2 separate regions of the Mus musculus genome follow, and region 2 is linked to region 1. The links are chromatin loops, found by intact Hi-C in ENCODE. Cell type or tissue: gastrocnemius. All regions are shown on one strand. Each heading gives the region's core, and the rest is flanking DNA. Links, peaks and the distances in the headings are about the cores only.

Region 1 (5,377 bases), core at 233-5,232:
CTGTGTAGTTGAGATACAGGGTCTCACTGTGTAGTTGAGGGTGGCCTTGAACTTGATATTCTCTTGCATGGATGCTAGGGTGGATTCCAGGCATAGACAGAGGTGACTGTCCTCATATTTTACAGATGCTAGATGTATTAATTGTTTTCTTGCTGTGACAAAATATCTTGACCAAAAAAAAAAAAAAAAAAAAAAAGAGTTTAAGAGGGGAAGGGACTTATTCTGGGTTGCGGTTCTGAGGGGTACAGTCCGTCATGGTGGGGAAGGGAGCAGGGGCTTGGCTGGCTGGTCATGCCGCATCCACAGGCAGCAAGGGATGCTGGCACTCAGGTCCCCGTCTCCTTTATTGAGTCCAGGACTACAGTGCGTGCCACAGTGGGGCCCATGGTTCAGGTGACTCGAGTCAACTGTAACCCCTCACAGGCACGCCCAGGGCTAAGGAATCTATGATCCCTCACAGGTACACACCCAGACATCGTCTTCTGGGTGACTGCAGGCCCTGTCAAATTGGCAGTCATTCACTCCTACACAAGCACCTTAATGCCAAACTATGTCCTTGCTCAGCTCATATGTGAGAGCTAAAGAATAGCCAACAGCCAGAGGCCTTTACATAATATGGAAAATGATGTTGCTTTGATTGGGTAATCTAATTGATTAGTTGATCTATTTTTTTTTAAAGTGACTTGACCTTCAGGGTTTTGTTTTTGTTTTTTGTTTTTTTTTTTTAAGAATTATTTATTTATTTTATGTTTGTGAGCACACTGTAGCTGTCTTCAGACACACCAGAAGAGGGCATCAGATCCCAGATCCCATTACAGATGGTTGTGAGCCACCGTGTGGTTGCTGGGAATTGAACTAAGACCTCTGGAAGTGCTCTTACCCACTGAGCCATCTCCCCAGCCCTGATGGTTTTTTGTTTGTTTGTTTGTTTTTTGTTTTTAATTTAAATTTTTACTCTGTGTGTATGGGCATCTTGCCTGCACGTGTGTCTTTATGCCATGTTCATGCCTGGTGCCCGTGAAGGCCAGTATGGGACATCTGATCCCTGGGACAGGAATTACAGACAGTTGTGAGCTGTCACATGGGTGCTGGGAATTGACCCTGGAACCTCTCGGAGAATAGCCGGTGTTCTTACCCACTGGGCCATCTCTCTAGCCACTAATGGCTCTTATTATTGTCCTTAATTAAGGTCTTGAACCTTAAACTGATAGTCACTTGTCATTTAGTGAAGTCGAGCTACACCTCAGAGATGGGGTGAGGGCTCTCTGGACCTGGTTTCCTCAACTGTTTTTTAAGATAGGGTCTCACTATGTCATCCTAGCCAGCTTGAAAAACTTCTTGTTTAGACCAGGCTGGCCTCAAATTAGAGATATTAGAGATGTGACCACCACACCAGCCCATATGAGGCTCTTTGTCCCACAATGGGATTAGTGGGCTGGGAAACCAGGCTTTACAACCAGTCTTTGAAAAGACCAGAGGGCCTTGGTTGCTTGGGGTTGAGATAAAACAGTTTACGAGGCGCCGTGCATCTCCTGGCTGTCCTAGGATTATATTCTGCACAGTGTAGGCATATCCTGGTGTGAGAGGTGGGTGGTGACACAGAGCTTGCAGCCACATTTGCTAGAATGCAGTCACTGTCCAGCAGCAGCAGGTCCCCACCTGGGAATCTCAACGACTGTCACTGGCAGGGTGGCTCCGGTTCCCGATGTGGCCCAATGTGCAGCCTACGGGACGACCCGTGCCCACAGTGCTGAGACAGCTTACCTTCATCCTGTGGATCTCGGCCTTCATAGCACGGATCTCTGTCTGCCCGGTCTCAGAATCCACCGAGCTGCGCATCTCCTTGGCCAGTTGGATTTTCTTCTCCCACAGCATGATTTGGTGCCTTTGGAGGTAGAAGAGGCAGCGTCAAAGGCAGAGCAGTTTTAGTTGGGGTGTGTGTGTGACAGAAACCCCACCTCTGCCGGGGGCTTGGCATGCACTTGTGCACGTACCAAAGCCAGGAGACATGGGGTTTCCTGCTCAATGCGTTCTTCATGTATTCTCAGGGGACAAGGTCTCTCACTGAGCCCAGAGCGCTATCATCTGGAGCTGTGGCACACCTGACCATGCCTGGCTTACATGGGTGCTGGGGACTTGAACTCGGGTCCTCATGCTTATCCGGCAAGCTCCCTCATCCCACTGAGCCAGCTCCCTGGTTTTTTTCTTTTCTATTCTCAATGCTTGTTCATAGTGTAAAATGCTTAGGGATGGGTTTTTTTTCTCCATAAAAATTAGGTTAACTTTATAAAGTTTATCTCAAAGAAACCACTCCATATCCAGAGGCAAGTGGCCTGGCTGGTGGATGCTGCCGAGAGGTGTTCTACAGGTGTGTATGGTGGTTCTGTGGTTCTCCTGCGGCTCATAAAGGCAGCCTTCAGACATAACCCAGTGGTGCCAATATTTGGTGGCTATCCCTCAGCACAGACTCTTCACAAGCCTGGCGACCTTTAGCTCGGGCCGCACCCCTACTCACTCTGCCTCCATGAAGCTGTTGAGGAGGGTGGCCTTTTCCTCAGAGAGTTCCATCAGCTTTTCCTGCATTTGAATGGTCTCTCTTTCTGAGTCCTGTGGGGACCAAGGAGAGCTGTGAGGAAGGCTCAGGGCGGTGGCCTCTAGAGCCCCTCAGGACCTGCCAGGCCTCAGACCAACATCCGGATCCCTCCGCAAGCCACTCTAGGGAGGCTGCCCAGATGGAGGATGCGCATGCGGGCGTGCCCTCCGCCATACCCTGCCGGTGCCTGACGGGGGCAGTGCGCAGTACTGGCCTTCAGCGTGCGCAGAAACTCCGTCTCAGTTGCTATATTGTTCTGCTCCAGCTCTTCCGAACTGCATCGGTTCTTGTCCAACAGCATGTTGAGCTTGCTCAGGTCGTTGTCCAGGTCCCTCATGTGGCGGCTCACTATCTTTTGTTCCTTCTTCTCATGTGCAATCTTGCCTGCAGGGGACAGGCAAGCGGAGGATTGAAGGGTTAGGGTCCTCAGCAGGCAGCAGCCATGCCCTCCTGTGGCTCCTTCCTATCCGGTCTGATTCAGCCAGGTGCTCCTCCACGGATGGTGTGTGTGTGTGTGTGTGTGTGTGTGTGTGTGTGTGTGTGTGTGTGTGTGTGTGGTGTGCCTTGCTGCACTTTCTTTTCCAAAGCCTGGTCTCTGGAGGGAACTGCAAGGACCACGTGCTGCAGAAGCCCAGGCAGAGAGCAGAGGTGAGTGGGGAGGAGCTTGGGGTGGGCGGGGCTGAGAGCAGGGGTGTCGGGGGCTCAGATGCTCTGGGTATTTGGGGAAGGTGGGATAGGAAGAAGAAAGACAAAAGATACTCTTGCCCTTTTTGGTGAAAAAAAAAAAAAAGGCAGCAGGGTGCACACAATTCTGCCCACACCAGTATCCTTGGCTGGCGTAGAGCTACGGCTTTGCAGGTGGTTAACTTTGTCTCTGCGGATCTCACCCACGGGGTGGGGCTGGGGGGGGCTTTGTATCCAGTCAGTTCTGCCTTCTCACACTTCTCTTCCCCTCCATGCCAGGGGGCCTCACACCTGATCCTCCCCAGCAGGTAGGTAGCTGCAAGGAGGAGCCAAGGGCTGCAGCGAGGGCATGTAGCCCACCACATCTCTGGGAAGTGGGCAAGCACAGTCGCTCCAGACATTTCGGAGAAACCTAACTGGACCACGTGGGACCCAGGAAGTTCCAGTCACATGCTGTATGCTGGTGGTGACGCTGGCAGGCCCTGGGGTCTCAGATACAGCTGGTGAGCACAGGGTCAACCCGGTGGGACCCACCGGTGGCTAAGGGTTTTCAACTGTGCTTCTGAGGTCTGGGGTGGGTGGGAACAAAAGGCTCTAACGATAGTTAGGGGCGGGGTTGAGGAGATTGGCTGCATTTGTCTGAGGTCCACAGACCTCAGAGTTCCCCTGAAGGACTGTTTTGTCTCCATCTCCCACAGACCTCGGGAGCACAGGTGAGAAACGCTGACAGACAAGGTGGCTTCAGCATTTTCATGGCTTGCTTTGCTTCTGTTTTGAAACAGGGTTTTTCTATTTAGCCCAGGCCAGCCTCAAATTTACAGCCTACCGACTGCTGGGATTACGGGTGCGGGTGCGTGCTGCCTGGTCTGGGGTTCGCGTGGCTGGCAGAGCTTAGTGCTGTGTGGCCCCTTCCCCAGAGCGCCCCAGGCTCACTCTCTATGCGAAGCTTCTTTTGTTCCATGATGTGCACCTCCTTCTTCAGTTGGTCCACGGACACCAGCTGCTCCTCGCGCTCATGCGTGACCTGGACCAGTTCCTGCTGCAGGCGCAACCAGGTCATCTGCGCCTCAGCCACTCCCGTGTTGTACTCTTCTGTCAGCTTCGACAGCCTTTTGATCTCCAGTTCCAGGGGTCCAGCTTCTTCCCCCTGGAGGGGAGTTAATAAAAGTGAAGCATGAGCCTTGGGCTCCACGGGCGTGCATTATTATTATTACTTATGTGTGGTATGTATATATATATATATATATATATATATATATATATATATGTGTGTGTGTATATGTGTGTGTGTGTGTGTGTATATATATATGTGTGTGTGTGTGTGTATATATATATATGTGTGTGTGTGTGTCTGTGTCTGTGTGCGCGCCTGTGTAGCCATGGAGGTAAGGTTTCCACACTGAGTGTTAGTTTGTTCAGACAGCGTCTCCTGCTGAACCTGTTACTCACTGGCTGATTAGACTGACTGGCCAACAGGCCACAGCAATACTACAGCCTCTTTCCCAGCTCTGGGGTGCAGAGGTCCCCTGCCTGGCTTTTACTGTGGGTGCTGGGTGGACCCACATCTTTATGACGACAAAGCAACTGCCTTGCCGATTGAGCTAGCTCCCGGAAGGCCTTCTTTTGGAGGGGGCTACGGAGAACCATGAATCAAGGCATTGACTCCAGGGGCTCAGAGAGTCCTCACACTTGGGACACTTCACTACAGTGATGGGGGAAGGGAGCGGGGAGAGGGCGTGGCTCGGGGCTCTGGGCGGCGCCTCACCCCCAGCTCCGACACCATCTGTTCCAGCTGCTTGTTGAAGAAGTTGATGAGGCTCTGCTTCCTCTCAATGAGGATGGTGCGCCGGGCGATCTCGCTCTCGCTGTTGGTGATGAGATCGTTGAACCTCTTTACCTCCTTGTCCATCTCTGCCAGCGTCTTCTTATGCATGTCTATTTTGCAGTTGGTGTTGGTGATGTCCAGGGTGGCCTGGGCGATATCGCCGTCAATTTTTGAAAGATGTGTCACCTGAGGGCACGAAGGGACATAGGTGTGAGCTTTCTCCGTCTTTGGCTGGGCTAGACTGCAGTGTCCTCGACATTCGACTGGTATATGAA
Region 2 (5,377 bases), core at 98-5,097, 50 kb after region 1:
TGTACTTCGTGCCTATACTAGAGCCCTCGGGTGCAATGACTCTCAATTCCTGGGTTTTGTGTCCTTTTTTTTTTTTTTTTTTTAAACAGTTTTTTGAGAAAGGGGGTTTGCAACCTCTTAGTTTTTTTTTGTTTTTTTTTTTTTAAGATTTATTTATTTATTATATGCAAGTACACTGTAGCTGTCTTCAAACACTCCAGAAGAGGGAGTCAGATCTTGTTACGGATGGTTGTGAGCCACCATGTGGTTGCTGGGATTTGAACTCTGGACCTTCGGAAGAGCAGTCGGGTGCTCTTACCCACTGAGCCATCTCACCAGCCCCCGGGTTTTGTGTCCTTAAGTTCCCTCCCTTCCCTTACACTGTAGCTGTCTTCAGACTCACCAGAAGAGGGTGTCAGATCCCATTACAGATGGTTGTGAGCCACCATATGGTTGCTGGGAATTGAACTCAGGACGCCTGGAAGAGCAGTCAGTGCTCTTAACGGCTGAGCTATCTCTCCAGCCCCCTTCCCTTACTCTGCTGTGAGCCTCAACTCCAGGGCACCCTTGCATCTGGCTTTTGAGTGACCATCTCCAGTTCCCCACAGGCAGAAGGGGGCGCCACTCACCTTCCTCTGCTCTGAACTCTCCCTGGAGCCTGGATCGCACACTCTCAGGCTGCGTGCCTGGTCTTCGGCCGGTGGTGGCTGGAGGTGGGCGGTAACTTTGGACCCCAAAGGGAAAGTCAGATCCTGACTTCCCTCTTGGCTGTGAGGCCTTGTGCATCTGAGGGCAGCTGCCTCATGGGGGTAAGATGTAACTCAGAACCCCTCCTCGGGGCCGGTAGGTGTGAGGTCAAGGCTGAGGTATGAGATCAGGGAGCCTGGCCAGGGAGCTGTCTTTCTGCAGAGGGCGGCTCTTGGACGTGCTCAGCTTCTCCTCTACCCTCCCTGTGATGCACCCTGTGCCTTAGCCTTGTGGCTGCTCGTCTGCTATGGTTCCCCAGTAGGTTTCTCACACTTGCCTCTCATGCAGGATCAGTGTGCTTTGCCTGACGTCCAGGAACACACAGCTCAGTTTTTGTTGCTGTAACAAAATGCCTGAGACTGAGCGTTTACAAAGAAAAAAGGAAGACTGATCCTTTGTGGTGGCAGAGCAGCTAAAGCTTTTTGCTGTCGAGGCTGAGTTGGATCTCCAGGACCTAAACAGTAGAGAGAGAGAGATCTCTCTCAAAAGTTGTTCTCTGACACCGATACAGCCAGCCCCCCCTCCCCCGGTCCATACATTTAAAACAGGCTGGAGAGATAGATCAGTGATTAGAGCAGTCGTTGCTCTTACAGAGGACCGGGTTCAGTTTTCCCGGCACCCACATGGTGGCTCACAACCATCCATAACACCAGTTCCAGGCAATCTGGTGACCTTCTTAAATCTCTGCAAATGCCAGCAGGCATAAATAAAATAAATAAACAAAATAAAATAGATACAAATAAAAGGCATATATACGAAAGTCCCCGTTTAGAAGCTGAAACCCTAGCCTAGTGGGGGATCACCTCTGGTCTGTTGACTGTATCACACGACACTAAAGTTATCCTTAAAGACAGGAGAACAATCTCTCAATTACGGGGCTCCACCCAGACGCACCTTGTGGTCCTACAGGGCGTGGGACTGAGTTTACCCCCGGTGGATTTGGGCTGTGCAAATTCAGACCTGACATACACTCCAAGCAACAAACATGTGAGAGAGTGTGTGTGTGTGTGTACACGTGCGCGCATGTGCCCGCTCACGCATCTGTGAGTTTATGTGTACAGTGTGTATGCAGTTGCTGGTGGGTTCCCTGGAGCATCCAGGTGGTTGAGAGCCATCATGTGGGTGCTGGGTACCTAAAAGGACCTCTGGAAGGGCAGTAGTTCCCTTGACAGCACAGTTGAAGTTTGACCCGGAGTTTCCTCCTTCCTAAAGTGGGGGTAGAAATATCCCAAAGGCTGAAGTGAAGAAATCACCACCAAATTGGCGAATGATTGGCCTCATCCCCTCCGTATCTTCTGGGAACGTACTCAAGACTGGTTGGGACCATCACTGCAGCAGTGAAACACTCGAGGGAAGCCCCCTGAATGTGTGTTTTCTAAGGGATACACTTATTACAATAAATGGGGAGGGTCTCTCTCTCTCTCTCTCTCTCTCTCTCTCTCACACACACACACACACACACACACAAAGACAGGAGAACAGATCTGTCCACCACCAGGATGGGACTGGCTAGCTTTTTTTTTCCTGTCATTAATTTATTGATTTATTTGCTTTACATTCTGATTGCAGCTCCCTCCCCTCCTCCCAGTCCCACCCTTCCAACCAACTTTTCCCCTTCTCCTCAGAGCCTTGAATATCTGATCCTCCTGCCTTCCACACGCTGGGGTTATGATTGTGTGAAACCCACCTGGGCTATTCTGTACTAGGAATTCAGTCCAGGCCTCGTGCATGCTGGGCAAGCGCTCTACCATCTGAGTCCCCTCCCAAACTTCCGACCTGCTTTTCCAGCACTGAGGAGTGAACCCGGCGTCCCTTACTACTGAGATACATCCGCAGACCTTTCCTGTGTTTTCAGACAGTGATCCGGCCTGAGTTTGAACTCACATGGTAGCTCAGGCAGGCCTTTAACTTTCTATCCTCCTGCCTCAGCTTCTGAGTAGCTGGGATGTCAGGCTTGGGCCTCCAGGTATATTTTGAATTCCTCAAGGAGTTTCTGTTTGCAGAACCATGCCTGTGGAGAGACCCAAGGGAGAGCGGGTCCTGCGTGCTGGGCAGAAATAGTGTCTGGATGAGGACTAGGTACTAGGCAGGGGCTTAGCTCTGAAGACCTGAGTGTATCCACCTGGCCTGCTCCTTGAATCCAGAAAATTGAGGCCCAGGGAGGCCAGGCTAGGGCAGGGCAGGGCAGGGCAGGGCAGATAATCTGGCTCAAGGGTGCCCCCTAGTGGCAGAACTGAGGAACAGCATTTGCAGGCGTTCTAGAGGCTGAGGATGAATAGATAGACACGGCAGTGTCATGTTCCTCTTCCTTTCGTTATTTGATGGAATACTCAGAAAGCCTGAGTAGTTAAGAGCATGTCAGGGTCCCCTGAGCTGTCTGCATTTGTCCACTGCCTCTGGGATATAGCCCAGCAGGGCCTGCCTCTCAGTAAACCCAGCCACGTACCAAGTTCTGAGTCTCTCTCGGTCCCCCTCCCGTGTCACAGCGACAGGCTGGAACCCATGGTTTGTTGGTCGAAGGCCTTGTTGGGAGTGGATGCCTGGGACTTGGCTCACAGGGATTGGGTGCTGGTGGCCTTTGTCTCCCTCTACCGTCCTGTTCTTTCAGTGTGTCAGGAAACACAGGTCCAGTTCTGGTAGTGTCAAAGATGACACCATAGTCAGGGGCATCTGGTCACCTCTTCACCTCCAAGAGGAACAGGTCTCTTCCGAGAAACCATCTTGGTGTGAGCATGTGTCTAGCTCGTGTGAGCGTGTGCCTAGCTCGTGTGTGTGTGTCTAGCTCGTGTGTGTGTCTAGCTCCTGTGAGTGTGTCTAGCTCTTGTGAGTGTGTGTCTATCTTGTGTGAGTGTGTCTAGCATGTGTGAGCCCGTGGCTAGTGTGTGTGAGCTGTCCTTGTACTGGGGACAGAGATTAACACCGGACATTCTCCTTGTCCTGTCCTGCTCCAAAGGCCCTGTCTGGAAAGTATGAGATCCTGAAGGTTCAGGAAGAGGAAAGTGCATACAGGTGTCCGAGGGAGCAGGGAACGGGCCCACATACCCACCAGGGGAAGGAATGTTAGCCGACCCCACTAGTGAGTGCTCCTGAGTGCCTGCCTTCCCTCAGCCTGTGACCCAACCCCACCTCTCCCAGCCCTGCAGCATGAGGCAGAAGAATCCTGTGAGCAAGTTCCCAAAGACTCAAAACCAGGGTGGGGCTGGGGAGATGCATCAGTCAGTCACAATCATGGCAGCCTGAGCTCAGCTCCAGTGCCCCATAAAGAGCCATGTGAGGGCCATCCCAACACTCCTGAGTCAGAGAGGAGGATGAGGGGGGGGGTCACTGGCCAGCCAAAGAGACCCCGTCTAAGGCCAGAATCAATCAACCAAAACCAACAAGGCAGGCTGGGGCTGGAGCAGAGGCTCGTTGGGTAAAGAGCACGGGCTAGGTGCTTTTCAGAGGACTGGGGGAGGCTCGGCAGCCACGTGGAAATTCACACCATCTGTAACTCCAGTCCCAGGGATCCAATGAGGTCTTTTGGCCTCCAGTGGTGCACAGACAGACGTGCAGGCAGAACAGCCATTCAATTGACACTGAGGGTGACCCCTGGGTTCTACATATGTGTGCAAACAGACACATATACATGCATGCACTCCAGGAAGCACACAGGGTGACCGACGCCGTGGCTGAGCTATGGGGAGGGCTGAGACCTAATGTGGCTGTTCGGTGAGGCTGCAGGACTCTGGGCGTGGAGGAGAACACTCCAGATCTGAGCTGTCCAACATCGTAGCCCCTCATGCCACAACCCTTGTGAACTCCTGAAACAGGACACATGCAACCAAGAATTCTTGCTTATTTATATTTAGGTCAGGGTCTCATGTAGCCTAGGCTAGCCTTGAACTCATTCGTCAAGGGTAACCTTGAAGCCCCCAGTGTTCTGCTGCAGCCTCCTGACATTACAGGTGTGTGGTGCTACTCCTAATGTATTTGGTGTTGGGGATGGAACCTGCATGCCAGACACACACTGCACTAACTGAGCCCCAGCCCCAGCTGCATCTAAGCACGTTAATTGTGTGTATTGAGTATTACTGATTTAAACAGCACCCATGGCCAGTGTTGGCCAGCTGGGTCAGGATAAAGACACCGGAGAGGGTAAACACAGGCCAGTTATGAAGCAGTTTTTAGTGTTGCACATATTATTTTGTGATTAATATTAATCTTAGAAGGTCAATTAAAAAATAGCCCTAAGCTGGGTGGGATGTCACTTAGAGACAGAAACATGTAGATCTCTGTGAGTTCAGAGGCCAGCCTGGTCTACATAGGGTTCCAGGACAACCAGAGATACATAGTGAGACCTGTCTCAGATAACCCAGAGCTGGAAATGGCTTAACATTTAAAGGCACAGACTGCCCTTGCAGGGGACCAGGGTTCAATTCCCATTACCCACATGGTGGCTCACATCTGCTTGTAACTCCAGTTCCAGGAGATCTGACCTTTTCATCTGACCTCCAAAAGACATGCTTGTGATGCACACACACACACACACACACACACACACACGGGGTGGGAGGGGAGAGAGAGAGAGAGAGAGAGAGAGAGAGAGAGAGAGAGAGAGAGAGAGAGAGAGAGAGAGAATAGCTCAGCCTTCTAACAGCGTGAGCAGATGCTG

Evidence for each region. Hi-C counts contacts between places; a loop is a spot of excess contacts. Peaks named below come from ENCODE experiments on the same cell type or tissue, not always from the same donor. Only the 100,000 strongest peaks of a DNase experiment are listed, where the experiment ranks them.
Region 2: it touches region 1 in a loop (4-fold over the local background); 16 of 42 quality-filtered maps call a loop at or near these places.

What each region holds. Positions count from the first base shown.
Region 1 is chr11:119,250,850-119,256,226 of GRCm38, reverse strand. Ccdc40 (coiled-coil domain containing 40) reads right to left here. Exons shown (of 21, transcript NM_001364767.1): 14 at 5,043-5,288; 15 at 4,211-4,424; 16 at 2,808-2,977; 17 at 2,516-2,607; 18 at 1,765-1,885. Gm35932 (predicted gene, 35932) reads left to right here and starts at 2,792. Exons shown (of 3, transcript NR_168666.1): 1 at 2,792-3,241; 2 at 3,557-3,780; 3 at 4,023-5,377. In gastrocnemius, for the core only: a CTCF peak has its summit at 2,781; a DNase peak (open chromatin) is centred at 2,764.
Region 2 is chr11:119,201,192-119,206,568 of GRCm38, reverse strand. All of the region lies in intron 3 of Tbc1d16 (TBC1 domain family, member 16), which reads left to right. Among named protein-coding and RNA genes, the nearest start is that of Gm36111, 12 kb to the right of the region's middle. In gastrocnemius, for the core only: a CTCF peak has its summit at 2,960 (motif pointing left); a DNase peak (open chromatin) is centred at 2,891.